3 separate regions of the Homo sapiens genome follow, and regions 2 and 3 are each linked to region 1. A link is a contact called in ENCODE Hi-C data. All regions are on one chromosome and are shown on one strand. The core of a region is the stretch at or near the end of the contact, and the rest is flanking DNA. Distances in the headings are between cores, read along the strand shown.

Region 1 (4,705 bases), core at 727-3,226:
TGTTTAAGAGTTTGGTATTTTGTTCACTGTGAATTTTTTTTGCATTAATTTTTATTTTTAAAAATATTGCATTAAAATGTTATTTATTTGATTATTCAGTTTTTTGGCACCTCTTCTTAAATTTGTGCCCCAAGCAAGTAGCTTTCTTGCCTCACCTTAGTTCTGGCCCTGACAGTTTGGTAGCTTCATACTTTGTCTTCTGCATTAGGTCATAGCTGCACCAAGTCCAAGTGCAATAGGACAGCAGAAGCAAATGCAGTGTACCTGAAACTCCTACCAGCTTTTGGATTTAAAACAGGTGGCCCATCTGAAGTAGAAAATGGAGACAAACATAAATCAGGATCAAATACCTTTACAAGCATTTGTCTATGTAAAAAGGTATGGTTCCCTTGTAAACAGAAATGATTATTCTGTCTTCATTCATCCATTCAACCTGAATTTAAACTTTCTAGTTGTTGAATAACTTGCTAAGCCCTGAAATTAGAAAGATGAGTCAGACTGAGAGTTTACAGTTTGACGAGAGAGACACAGAACAAGTACTTGAAATCCAATTCAATAAATGTTCTTCTAAGCATATGCATAAACAATTTGGAAGCACAGAGATGTAGGCAGAGTTTTTTGTTGCTGTTGTTCTGTTTTGTTGGCTGGGTGGCAGGGGTTATAACTATTAAGCAAAACCATAAATAGAAGGCATTAATGGTATGAAGAATGGAGGAAATGGATTTTTTTGGGGCGGGGCATATCACTTCCACTCTTCCAAATAATTGAGAGAAACTTTCTCCAGGATATGGAAATGTTTGGAGAACTTAGTGACTGATGCATGTATAAGCTTGGAAAATTAACATTTATTGAGTATCTGGCCAGGCACTTTACATAAAGCGTTATCGCCATCCTTAGTTCACCAGAGGAGGGGTGGTTTTAGAGATGAGGGACAGTCTCAGAGAACTTAGGCGTAACTACGCCAGCATTTCACTAGTAGTGAAATAAATGACGGGCGTGTGAAGTCCAGGTCTGTCTGGATTCCCCAAAGCCCCTTACACCATACTACCTTTGGAAAAGCAATGGAAAAGAAGAAATCAGGCAAGTGATGTATGGACCCATTATACTTCCCCCACTCTCATTTTAATATCACCTTGGCAAAGCTGAAGAGCAGACATCTTCGTGCCTCCATCAGTTATGCCCTCTGGGAGTCTCAGTTCATCCCTTCACACGCGGGATACTTAACTCTGCGGGATCTAAACCCTGGCCAAAATAAATTTTAAAGCTGGAAAAAATCCACACTGTACCCTTTGCATTGCCCTAATAGGCTGAAAATAGCCATGATAACCAAATTAAGGGACAGCGGCTGAGACTCAGACTCACTCCTTGTACACATTTTACTTAGGAAGGCGGGGAGGGGCGTGAAGTTAAGCCCTCAACAATTATTTCCTTAATTTGGGAGAAGGGCCTTCAGCTGGCGTCCCTGGCTGATTCTCAGCTCTGCTCTTGCTGAGTGGACAAGTCTCGGAGCGGCCCTGCTGTGTGCGGGGGACAAGCGGGGTGGGGAAGGCTGAGCGGGGAAAACGAGGGGTTCTCGGGTTGGAAAACAAAGAGAAGGAATGGATTTGGGGACCAAGGGCGTGGAGGAGTGTCAGATTTTGAGCGAGGCTTCCTGCATACTGAGTGTAAAATTTCGCAGGAGGAGTTGGGCAGACCGAGGCAGATTTGGCAACAAAAGGGTCCCGGGCTGGGCAAGTTTACGAACCGGGATGCGAGAACAGAGCTGGAGAGATTTGACGCGGAGCGCGAAGAAAGCGGGCTGAACTCGCACTGCGCCGCTGGCTCCCGGCTAGCGGGCGGGGTCTCCAGGGAGCCGCACCTCAGCCCACCCTGAGGGCGGGGCTGGCCCGGCGGTTACATAACAAACCTGTGAGAGCGGCTGGGGGCGGTTCGGGCGCTGGTGGGGGCGGGGCAGGGGCGGGGCCAGGGCGGGGCCAGACCTGCACCGGGCCAGGCAAGATGGCGGCCATGGAGACCGAGACGGCGCCGCTGACCCTAGAGTCGCTGCCCACCGATCCCCTGCTCCTCATCTTATCCTTTTTGGACTATCGGGATCTAATCAAGTAATGGGACGACACGCATGGCAGGGGTGGGGGCATGGGGAGAGGAGGCGGTGAGGCAGGGGGAAAGGGGGTCGGGGCCGCTGACAGGACCCGAGCTTCCGCGACACCAGAAGGTGACGCCAGGGCCGCCCTCATCCTGCGGAGCCACCGGGGACCGGGGCGAGACGGGGGCGGAAAGGGCCTCGCCCTGAGTCTTCCTCCTGTCCTGGGCCCAGGTATGAGAAGCGACGAGATATCTCTCTCCCAGGCCTCGGTGAGGCCCACTTGCAAGAGAAGGAGGTAGTGGCCCTCGTGCCGCACCGCCGCGCTCCGCGGACCCCCGCTGGCCCCGCAGGTGCCCGCCCGGTTGGGGTCAGTCCCTGCTGCTGTGTAAAAGCCCCTGTCCCGGCCAGGCGCTCTTCTCTGCTGGGTCCGGGGCCTGCGGAGTCTGGCGCCGGGGTGGGCAGGTGGGTGAGCGAGAGGAGAAGATAGGCAACCCCTTACTCCCCTGGCGCGACTTCCCCAGCGCCAGAATCGCTGTCCGGGCTCACTTTCGGACTTCAGTGCGTGAGAATTGTTTTGCTGTCAGCATTGCTCCTTACGGTTCGATGTTGGATTTTATGTTTTGGTACTGACTTCCGGTGATGCCATACCGGTGACTATCTTTTCTCCTGGACACCTTGGGTTTCCCACATTACTAGCATCTGTTCCAGAAATAAACACCGGTTGCTGATAAGGGTGGTTCAATGCCCAGTTTCTTCAGAACTTGGGACTGTCTGGGGTGGTGGAAGAAATGGCGCTGCCAGCCCGCCCCCCAGCTGTCAGGATTGTTTACACCCTTGACAGGGGGTGGCATGGCTGTGAGTTTCCTGTGCTACCGTATATATTTGCAGAGGATGCAAAGTCGCCCTCTTAGGATAGGTGGGCGAGATTTGTTTTGTGTTTGGATTAACCATTAGATTCTAGCCATTTGATGATTGTGCCCTGTGTTATTAGAGGTCTTTTTATAAATACAGATTTCTTGGAGCTACAGATAGTTGTTGGCCTAGCTAAGTGGTGATAGAGAGATACCTCAAGTTTTTGGTCACTACCTGTACTGGTCGCTACCTGTACCTGCTAGCAATTTTATTTTTCTAGAAAATACTTACAATTTAACTAACAGTCTCCAACTTTTGATTGCTGCCAGAGTAATCTTTCCAAGACACATCTGGTTGTCATTCTCCTTAAAACCTGTGACACCCCTATGTTTATAGACTATAACCTAAACTTCTGGGGCATTGAAAGCTCTTATCATCTGGCTTGTATATCTAAGGTCCTCCAGGACTTATTTCTCCACCACTATCACATTTGCACCATCCATTCTAACCAAATCAGACCTCTGCCAGCATACAACACACTTGCACTTTCTTTTTTTTTTTTTTTCCTGTGGCTCAAGCTCTCGACCTTGCCTGGAATGCCTTGCCTACCTCTTCTCAACTTGGCAAGGTGGAGAAGATGCCCTCTCTACCTTCTTCCTGCAGAATTGATTTGCCATGTCAGGTAGATGGCGTGCTTCTTGATTGTAAGGGCTGCCTTGCTTATCTTCCTATTCAAAGATTTTTTTTTCCCCGAGGGCTTGCTATGTGCCAGTCTGTTAAGTGTTGAGGGTACAGTAGTGAACAACGCAGATAAGGCAACTCTTATGGAGCTTACAGTCCAGTGGGCAAGCGCATAATTGCAAGAGGTACTAAGTGCTGTGAAGGAAATAGATTGCTCTGTTAAGGAATAGGAAGTGAGAAGTGATCAAATCGGAAGGAGCTGCCATATATGAAGCAGGGCATATGCAGTTCTGGCAGAGGGAAAAGTATGTTCAGAGATTGACGGGACTGCTGAACGGTACTGTTCAACAGCATGGCCTGGTGGAAGATACAGAAGGCTGGCGTTGCTGGAGGTAGGGAGTGACTCACAGACAGTGATGAGATGAGGGTGGTGAGATCATGCAGGACCTTGGGAACCAAGGTGAGGAAGTAAGAGTTTACTTTAAATGCTTTAGGTAGTAATCACAATTTTAAACAGAAGTGACATGATCCCTCTGTAAATGTCTGTGGAAATAAATTGAGTTGAATACCATTTGAATTTTATCTACAGAAAAGTATCCAGTGTATTGCAGCTTTTTTCCTGCACCATACAGCCCAATTTTGTCAAGGGTCTAGTCTAGTGATAAGCTCTGAAGTTTTTGGTATTATTTGCTGAACTGGATTGGGTTGGATTGGATTAGTACACTGGAATCATGTAGCATCAGTTGCCTAGTTTGAATTGAGATGATCTGATACCCTCTCCATTTCAGAGTGATTTATTCTGAAATGGAGTGAATAAATGCCACACTGTGCGTCAGAATGACCTGTGCATCAGAATGGCCTGTGGCACTTTTTAAACATACAGATGCCTGAGGTACAGATCTCAGTCCAAACCGACTGGATCAGAATCTCTAGAACAGTAGTTTTCACTCTCGATGTGCATTGAATTCATCTTTCATGCATATTCCAGATTCTTTTATGTCATTTAGCTCCTAGGGCAGTGGAGGGACAGGAATCAAGAAGAGGGTATGGAAACTGAATGCACAAAACTGGAGGGATTCCTATGTT
Region 2 (4,327 bases), core at 223-2,722, 460 kb before region 1:
CCAATCAGGTCCTGGATGGCTCTGATAGGCAAATCCTCTTAGGAAGGTGGGATCACAGGCACCAATTCCTTTTGACCTCCCCCGCTCCCCTTCCTGTGGGGCTTATTGAACAGAGGCTAATTCATTCAGTATTGGAGATGTAGCAGTTTATTGTGGGGTTCAAGATCCTTGTCATCTCTGAGGATAACAGAGAGAGCCCTTTTATTGAACTCTTGCTATGTGTCAGGCATTGGGTTTAGTGCTTTATGCGATATGTTCATAACCACTACAGAGAAGAAACCATATCCGCTTTACAGATGAAGAAACTGAGGTCTAGAGGTTAAGTACTTACCCCGGGTCATGGTCAGATATTTGGCTGATGGCATTCATTTCTTTTCTAGAAATGTCTTGAGCATCTATGTGGCTGACATTTTTCAGGCAATCCCTGCTATGCAGAGCTTGCATTTTAGAGGGAGTAGGGGCACCAGATACTGAGCAAGTAAGCAAATTAATAAACACAATAATCTCGGCCGGGCACGGTGGCTCACGCCTGTAATCCCAGCACTTTGGGTGGCTAAGGCAGGCGGATCACAAGGTCAGGAGATCGAGACCATCCTGGCTAACACGGTGAAACCCCATCTCTACTAAAAATACAAAAAAAAAATTAGCCAGGCGCCGTGGCGGGCGCCTATAGTCCTAGCTACTTGGGAGGCTGAGGCAGGAGAATGGCGTGAACCCAGGAGGCAGAGCTTGCAGTGAGCCAAGATAGCGCCACTGCACTCCAGCCTGGGCGAAGGAGCGAGACTCTGTCTCAAAAATAAATAAATAAATAAATAAAATAAACACAATAATCTCTGTATAAGTGCTTCAGGGAAACTAAAAGGGCCCTCTTCTGTGGCAGAACTGGGATTCCCAGTCTCTGAGGTTAAGCAGGAGCAGGTAGCATTACCCTGTAAGCTGGGAGTCGCAATAGGCAATTAGTTACCTGACTGTCCCAGGGCTTGGCACTGCCTGGTAGCCCTGCCTTTTCATAAGGAAAAGATTCCGCACAAAGCACTTTACCTAGGTTTTGTGAGAGGCGGAGCCAGAGCTGGCATCCGAGGTGTTCTCACAATGCTGGACTTTGAGGCACAGGAGAGAATTGCATTTCTCCTCTGAGCAGTGGAACCAGCCCTGGTGCCTCCCTTGCCCAGCCTCACCCTGGGACCCTGGGTGTGAGTAGTTAGTCTTGTTATCAGTGAGAGTAACCCAGGAATCTCCCTGATGGGGAAATCCCAGGTAATTTACTGTGTCTCTGATATTCCGGTTACAGCCTCTGCTCTAGAAAGGCCAGGGAGGGGAGAATCTAAAAGTTCTCCATTTCTCGCTTGAGATGGCATCCCCCCATGCTTTCCTTAGGCCTCCTTGAGTAAGGTGTCTGCAAATAGCTTCTCAGCATGACTTCACCCGGAAGCTCATCTGAGTGACTCACAGCCTGCTTTAGGCACCTCCTCCAGGGAGACGCTCTTACCCTTGCCCCCACCCCAACAGGGGAGGGGAGGGGAGAAGGGAAACCCCCTAACTGAGCCACGGAGAAGGCCTTGCCAGAGCACTGTGGAAAATACCTGCAGCCCAGCTTGGCCCTGCTTCAGGTGCCCTGGGATGTATGGTTTCTCTAGTCTTCTGAGAGGGATCAAGCTGACAATTCAAATTTGAGGGAGCGATGACCCTGGAAACTGTGTAGGTCTTAAAAAGAAATATATATCCAAACACACTGACCTGAAAAGATGTCCACAAAATACAGGATTCAGCATTAGGTGAAAAATAATTTCATTATGTTCCTGTTTCTCAAATTCGGTTTGTGATTTTAAAAAATTGATAGGTTAGTACATGTATTTGTACATGTACTATTTGTACTAAAAGCCTATTTGAAGAAAAATTATAATATATTAATAATAGTTATCTCTGGGAGGTAGTATTAAAAGAAACTTTATTCATTATTCCTTTCTGATTTTTAAAAAATAATCATAATTACCTTTATAATAAAAAAAAAAAAGGTGGGCCAGGTACAGTGGTTCATGCCTATAATCCCAGCACTTTGCAAGGCCAAGGCAGATTGCTTGAGCCCAGGATTTCAAGACCAGCCTGAGCAACATGGTGAGACCTTGTCTCTACAAAACATTTTTAGAAACTTAGCTGGGTGTGGTGGTGTACCCCTGTGGTCCCAGCTAATTGGGAGGCTGAGGCAGGAGGATTGCTTGAGCCCAGGAGTTTAACGCTGCAGTGACCTGGGAGGCGGAGGCTGCAGTGAGCCAAGGTCACACCACTGCACTTCAGCCTGGGCAACAAGGAGGCTCTGTCTCAAAAAAAAAAAAAGCTGCAGTGAGCCATGATCATGCCATTTCCCTTCTGCCTGGGTAATAGAGCAAGACCCTGTCTCAAAAAGAAAGGGTTGTTTTTTTGTTTTGCTTTGTCTTCAAAAAAATAAAAAGAAAAATCCTCATGCACCAAGCCCAGGTGTCCTAATTGTGTCCTCATTATTAAATGCCTAACTTCCCGTGGTGGACTGTTAGCAGGAAGCGACTGGGATGGACTTAACATTCACTTAGCAAACAGCTACCTCCCTAGCCACTGGAGGACCAAACCACTATGACAGGGTGTCTCCCTTCAGTGGCTCCCAGCATGATGGAGGGGGTAGTATATGTTTTGCGGGGCATTTGGGGTTTTGGGGGGAGGTTAGGGGGTTTTTTGAGACAGAGTCTCCTTCTGTCACCCAGGCTGGAGTGCAGTGGTGTGATTATGGCTCACTGCAGCCCTGACCTCACAGGCTCAAGAGATCCTCCCACCTCAGCTTCCCAAGAAGCTGGGACCATTACGCCTGGCTAATTTTATTTATTATTATGTATTTTTTTTTAAGAGACAGAGTCCCACTATGTTGCCCAAACTGGTCTCAGTGATCCTCCCACCTTGGTCTCCCAAAGTTCTGAGATTACAAGTGGGAGCCACCATGCCCCCTGACCAACCACCACCCTGCACCCAAGGCCAAGGGCTCGATAAATACTTTGCAAACAAATGGATATGTAAATGAGTAGATACTAAGTGGTCTGTGAGAGAAGGCTACAGATTGTGGTGGGGCTTCAGAAGGTCTCGAGAGGTCCCTTGCTGGGGATTAGGTTAGGCCTCGTGATGGTGCTTCTGGGATATTCCTTTTCTCTAGGATTTAAATGTCTCATTTAAGAACAATTTTTTTTTTTTTTTTTGAGACAGAGTCTCCCTCTATTGCCCAGGCTGGAGTGCAGTGGCGCGATCTCAGCTCACTGCAGCCTCCGCTTCCCAGGTTCAAGTGCTTCTCATGCCTCTGCCTCCCAAGTAGCTGGCGCTACAGGCGTGCACCACTATGCCCTGCTAATTTTTTGTATTTTTAGTAGAGATGGGGTTTCACCATGTTGGCCAGGCTGGTCTTGAACTCCTGACCTCAAATGATCCACCCACCTAGGCCTCCCCAAGTGCTGGGATTACAGGCATGAGCCACCACTCCCAGCATAAGAACAATTTTAGATTTACATGAAAGTCGCAAGAGTATTACAGAAAGTTTCCAGATACCCCACACCGTTTCCCCTATTAACATTATTAACTAAAGTTCATACTTCTTTAGGATTTCCTTAGTTTTTACCTAATGTCCTTTTTCTGTCTCAGGAACCCATGCCATATTTAGTTGTTATATGTCCTTAGATTCTTCTTGGCTGTGACAAGACTTTCTTTGTTCTTGGTGAGCTTGACAGTTTAGAGGAGAGCTGATCAGATATTTTACAGAATATCTTTCAGTCTAAAGTTTTTCTCATGACTAGTGTGGGGTTATAGGGTTTTTTGCGGGGAAGTCCACAGAGGTAAAGTGTCATACTCATCATATCAAGAATACACACTATCGGCCGGGTGCGGGGCTCACCCCATCTCTACTAAAAATACAAAAAATTAGCTGGGCATGGTGGCATGCGCCTGTAATCCCAGCTACTTGGGAGGCTGAGGCAGGAGAATCGCTTGAACCCAGGAGGCGGAGTTTGCAGTGAACTGAGATTGCGCCATTGCACTCCAGCCTGGGCGACTGAGTGAAACTTCGTCTCAGGAGAAAAAAACAAGAATAAGAAGAATACACACTATCAACATGACTTGTCACTGATGATGTTAACCTTGACCACCCGATAATGTTTGTCTGGTTTCTCTACTGTCAAGTATTATTCCCCACTCCCGCCCCTCAGGCCACGTCCACTCTGTAGTCTTTAGAGTGAAGTCACTGTGTGCATTCCATAGCTAAGGGATGGGAAGTTATGCTCTACCTCCTGGGGGAGGGTGGTATCTATTAATGCATAGA
Region 3 (4,732 bases), core at 1,602-4,101, 480 kb before region 1:
GTTACACTGCCACTGCTGTACCACATAGGAAACTACAAATCTACATGGCCAGTGCTCTCACGGTCCACCTGGGGAGAGACCCACGAACTTCACTGAGGGAGGATTGGAGAGGGGGACATGGTAGTTTTAAGCTCAAGGGCCAAACAAGGAAGTTTTCTCTTCAGTGCCCTGCATACCAGAGAAAGATCCCTTCCTTGGGAGAATGAAGAGTTTTGCTCCCTTCCAGCAGGTAATGAAGGAGGAGAGGACACTGTGCCCAGGCAGGAAAAAGCAGCAATAACTACAGACATTTTGCTTCCTCTGTGGCTCCCTGGTAGGTTCCCCTGAAAAAAAAATTTTTTTTTTTTTTTTGAGACGGAATCTCGCTCTATTGCGCAGACTGGAGTGCAGTGGCACGTTCTCTGCTCACTGCAACCTCCGCCTCCCGGGGTCAAGGGATTCTCCTGCCTCAGCCTCCCGAGTAGCTGGGATTACAAGAGTGTGCCACCATGCCTGGCTAATTTTTGTATTTTTAGTAAAGATGAGGTTTCACTATGCTGGCCAGGCTGGTCTTGAACTCCTGATCTTGTGATCTGCCCGCTTTGGCCTCCCAAAGTGCTGGGATTACAGGCATGAGCCACTGTGCCCAGCCTTGAAAGCAGGAATTTAATTAATTTAATGAGTGGGGCTGGCTTCTCAGAGCTGTGCAGGTCTGTCTGCAACAGGGCAGGGGCCACAGGAGTTGCCGACATGAACAGTGCTCCCTGTCACTCTGAAGGAAGAAGAGAGAAGAATCCCAGGCCTCTAGTGTGTCTTCTGGCCCAGGTGAGGCCTCTGGGCCTGTGGAGATGGCAAGTGACCCAGGGACGGGTGTGAGATGGGAGAAGGGGGTGGAGATTCTCCCAGACTCTCCTGTGCTTTCCACCTGGAGGAGCTGGGGCTTCTGGTGTGGCATAGAGCAGCCTTGCCATCCTCTGGGAGGAGCATTGAGGAGATCACTTGGACTGAGCCTTTCCCAGGTGGAGATGGGGATTTGCTGGAAAACAGAAGAGGGGACCTAGGGGCTAGCACACGTAGGTTTCTCCACCAAGGGCAGCTGCCAAAGCAGCTCTTCCTCCTGGGGGTGGAGGGGTGGAATCGGGCCCTGAGCCATGTGCAGGCCAGGTGACAGCCACCTGGGTTGGGCAGGAGAGGCCCAGGTGTCCAAGCTCCCAGGAGGTCCCCCAGCCTCCTCTGGCCCAGCTGGGAGTCCAGTTGGCCCTGGTACTAGGTTAGGGAGGTCTCTGGTGGTTGCACGTTATAAAAACATGTTTGAGTAGAAGGTGGAAAATAAGACAGGAGAGGATTATTTGAAGTAGGGGAGCCCCAGGGCAGGAGAGCTTCTAAGCCTCAGGAAGGTGCTGGACCAGGACCAGGAGGCTGTCTCCCAATCCCCCTCCTGGCCCCACCCTTCCCCCCATTCTCTCTCCCTGCTCTCCTCTCTTTCAGGCAGGTTGGAGGGTTGGGGGAGTGGCACAGGAGATGCCCTAGCACAGGTTAGGAATCTAGTCTTTCTCTTAGGGTCATGCCCAGCGGTGGTGGGGAGGTCATGATGTCCAGATGGCACTCTCCCCCTGTGACTGAGGAGGGCTGGTTAAGCAGTGGTCATTATCAGCTGCCTGGATGCTCCAAAGACACCTATTCCTAAAGGGAAGTCAGCCCCAAGCCAGGGAAGAGATGGGGCCAGTCCAAAGAAAAGGCTGATAGGAAGTGGGGAGATGCGATGGTTCAGGAAGAGGCTCGTGCATCTGGCCTCCTCGCTGTCACTCCTGCCACGGCTTTCCCAGGCATGGAGTCGTGGGGCTCTGGCCAGCTCTGGTGTGGGGGCTCATGCTGTGTCAGGTGACTTCCTTTCAGCTCAGCCTCATGAACCCCTGGAGCATGAACTCCGAACCACCATCCGGGCCTTGCTGTGAGTTTTGCAGCTTTCATGAAACTCTCCTCTTCCCTGGGATTGCAAGCCCCTGGGTGGAGGGGATGGGAGTGGGGTGGGGCTGACTTTGGCAGCTTAGATCCCTGAGTGCCCTAAACACTGTGACTCCCAGGATGGGACTGGGTGAGGAAAGTCTCCTCCACTGGCTGCAGATTTCCAGTGAGCACAAGAGGAAAACAATACCAGGAATGATTTGGATCTTTTTCTATCGTTCAAGCTCCTGTTTTTTTAGTCTGCGGTGAATCACTCCTCATGTCTCTGTAGATAGCCTCACATTCTGCTTTAGTTGTTTCCTGAGGAACAGTTGTGTCCTCCACTCCATTTTAACTTTCTTTACTGTAATTCCTTATATCTGTGTAGTGCTCTGACTTGAAGAACATACTCACCTTTTTGCATTGCACCTGGTCCCAGCAAATAAAAAAAAGTTCAGGAGTCTTACACAAATGCACGTCAGATAATGAGAGAAAGTAAAGAACCCTCCATGTACTCTCTTATAGCTCAGAGAGTGCGCGGCTTCCCCCAGCATAGCTGACATCCTGCTGGGCATGGCATGGACACCGGTCAACAGTTGGCCCAGGGGAAGGAGGAGGACAGGGTCCCTTTAACAGAGCCAGCCACCCTAGCATTTCACTGGTGCCTGAGACAGTGTCGGGAGCTGTGTTTCTGGCTGTATTTCTCTGTGTGGTCCCCCTTTGGAGATGAGCCCCGCCTCTTCCCCTGGGGCTGTCACTCAGCCAGAGCAGAATCAGTGTCAGCGCTGTCTGAGCAGGCTCCTTGCCTGTCACTAAGGCATGATTCACAGCTGAGTGATGCCCTCTGAAATCAGGGTGCAGAGCCCACGCCCATGGGCAGCCTCACCCGCTCTATTTTGGTGTTGGTTGTCACAGAATATGGGAGGAGCCATTCTCCTTGCCTCTGAGAGGCTCCTCCTACTTCCCCTTTACAACAGCCAGGCCAGCCCCTATTAAGAAGCCAGGGTAGAAGATTTATCTCTTAGCCCACCAGCTTCTACCTGCCAACTCCATGGGTGTAGCCTGAGAGATCAGAAGGAGGAGTAAATATAGGGGTAAAAACACATGTTTGATGGCAGACAGACCTGGATGTGAGTCTTGCTTTGCCTTTAACTAGCTGTGCTTCCTTGGGCAAGTTACTTAACCTCTCTGAACCTCGGTTTTCTCATATGTAAAATGGCAATGATGGTTTCTACCCCCCTAGTTATTCTGAGGATTAAATAGGCAGAAGGTAATTTGCAAAGTGCCTTACACACCTGGTAGGATCTCAGTAATGGCAACTTTAGCTTTATTAGAGGGAGCAGAGCATTTGTAGCCGCAGAAAGAAGTTTGGGGTTGGTGCTCTCTCTCTCAGGGAGGGAAACTTAGTGAAGGCTTCTGAGGATTGGGAGGAATTGCTCTGGAGACTAGAATGATGAAGCGTCTTTCTGCCATGTCTGTTCACTTTCCACATGCATCGCTCCTCTTTCAGGATGAAGTTTTATCTCTGTTTCTGCAGAAAGCTTATCCTAGGGTTTGTTTGAAAAATTGTTGCAGTTGGCCACAACCCTGCCATTTGATGTCAATAAATTCCACTTGTTTTCTCCCATGAGAAACTAAGCTATTTGGGCAAGGAAGGAAGAGATTTCAAGATTCACATTTATCGTCACTTTGTTGAGCAAGTATTTATTGCATATGCACTACATGCCAGACATCTTCATGGGTGCTGGGGATGATTCCCTGGCCCTACAGATTGCAGTCTGGTTGTACTAGAGGACTCTTATGGCCCCTTAAGAAGAACTGGGGAGTCTTCATTTGCCCCTGCTCTTGCACTGAAACCTTCAATGTCTACTTATTGCCAGAAGATACAAGGTCCTTAATGCCTAGATACCCTCAGCCTCCATCTACCTTGCCAGCCTTCCCTCCTCTGTGCTCTTAGAACACCCAGCTCTCCAAGACCCCTGTTCTTTCAGTTCCAAGGCAGCTTGTGCTTTTCTGCCTTGGCTCCTCCCTAGAATCCCAACTCCTATCAATCTTTGCCTGAGTTTCCCAGCTCTATCTTCCAGGACCAGCTCAAGGTGTCACCAGATCCCCAGGGATGCTTTTATAGTCACTGAGCACCATTGGGGTTATTCTGCCAGAGCCATGTAGACCACTCTATACCAGCAAGGTCTCATTTCACAGCCAGGCCACAAGCTTTGTGAGAACAGGACTGTGAACTGGGCTTCTTCAGCCCTCCTGATGTTATAGAGTGATGGATGCTGAAGAAATATTTACTTAGCTAGGCATGGTGGCACATCTGTAGTCCCAGCCACTCAGAAGCTGTGGCAGGAGGATCACTTGAACCCAGGAGTTCAAGGCTGCAGTAAGCTGTGATTACACCACGGCACTCCAGCCTCGGCAACAGAGCAAGACTCTAACAACAAAGAAAAGACATTTCATATATTTACTTAACTGGGACAAAGCTCCGAGTTAGATGTTCAAGTGGGGTAGTGGGGTCAAGCTCAAATGACCTCCCCCTTTCTGGAAGGTCATGAAATGACCTGCCAGGAGGCCTGCCCTCTTGTAAACATTCTAGGCCCTATTGTACTAGAGGATATTCCCCAAGTGCTTTCTACTATTTGAGAAGCCTTGGTGGGGATATTCTTGTCAAAGCTACTTTACGGCTGTTGCTTTTGTAGAACCTGCAGCCAGCTCTGGATATTTTTATGTGAAGCTATTATTTCACCACTTCTTGCCAACTTTTTCATTAATACATATATCGTCCTACACTGACCACAGTTGCAGTTCA

What was found. Hi-C counts contacts between places; a loop is a spot of excess contacts on that map. Pooled maps may share reads with other maps.
Region 2: a map of GM12878 shows a loop between it and region 1 (2.6-fold over the local background). The contact joins the enhancer-like site here to the promoter of FBXO3 in region 1. A Hi-C loop is called at or near these places in 2 of 168 maps with a recorded cell type or tissue (CD8-positive, alpha-beta T cell and GM12878), 5 of 37 single-sample maps with no recorded cell type and 9 of 50 pooled maps.
Region 3: a map of CD8-positive, alpha-beta T cell shows a loop between it and region 1 (2.3-fold over the local background). The contact joins the enhancer-like site here to the promoter of FBXO3 in region 1. A Hi-C loop is called at or near these places in 1 of 168 maps with a recorded cell type or tissue (CD8-positive, alpha-beta T cell), 5 of 37 single-sample maps with no recorded cell type and 10 of 50 pooled maps.

The regions. Positions count from the first base shown.
Region 1 is chr11:33,771,791-33,776,495 of GRCh38, reverse strand. FBXO3 (F-box protein 3) reads left to right here and starts at 1,976. Exons shown (of 11, transcript NM_012175.4): 1 at 1,976-2,102. The coding sequence starts at 1,999. It overlaps FBXO3-DT (FBXO3 divergent transcript), which reads right to left and starts at 1,797. Exons shown (of 3, transcript NR_120550.1): 1 at 1,745-1,797; 2 at 1,133-1,242; 3 at 826-1,048. RefSeq lists silencers at 1,884-1,983, 2,444-2,513, 3,839-4,133 and an enhancer at 2,462-2,962.
Region 2 is chr11:34,231,341-34,235,667 of GRCh38, reverse strand. All of the region lies in intron 1 of ABTB2 (ankyrin repeat and BTB domain containing 2), which reads left to right. Among named protein-coding and RNA genes, the nearest start is that of ABTB2, 120 kb to the left of the region's middle. RefSeq lists enhancers at 1,137-1,466, 1,143-1,667. Within about 2 kb of position 1,472, at least 13 of the 41 ENCODE cell types and tissues checked have a DNase peak (open chromatin) inside an H3K27ac peak, as active enhancers do; they include GM12878, where a contact is called at or near this core.
Region 3 is chr11:34,249,295-34,254,026 of GRCh38, reverse strand. All of the region lies in intron 1 of ABTB2 (ankyrin repeat and BTB domain containing 2), which reads left to right. Among named protein-coding and RNA genes, the nearest start is that of ABTB2, 110 kb to the left of the region's middle. RefSeq lists a silencer at 2,551-2,845. Within about 2 kb of position 2,851, at least 13 of the 41 ENCODE cell types and tissues checked have a DNase peak (open chromatin) inside an H3K27ac peak, as active enhancers do.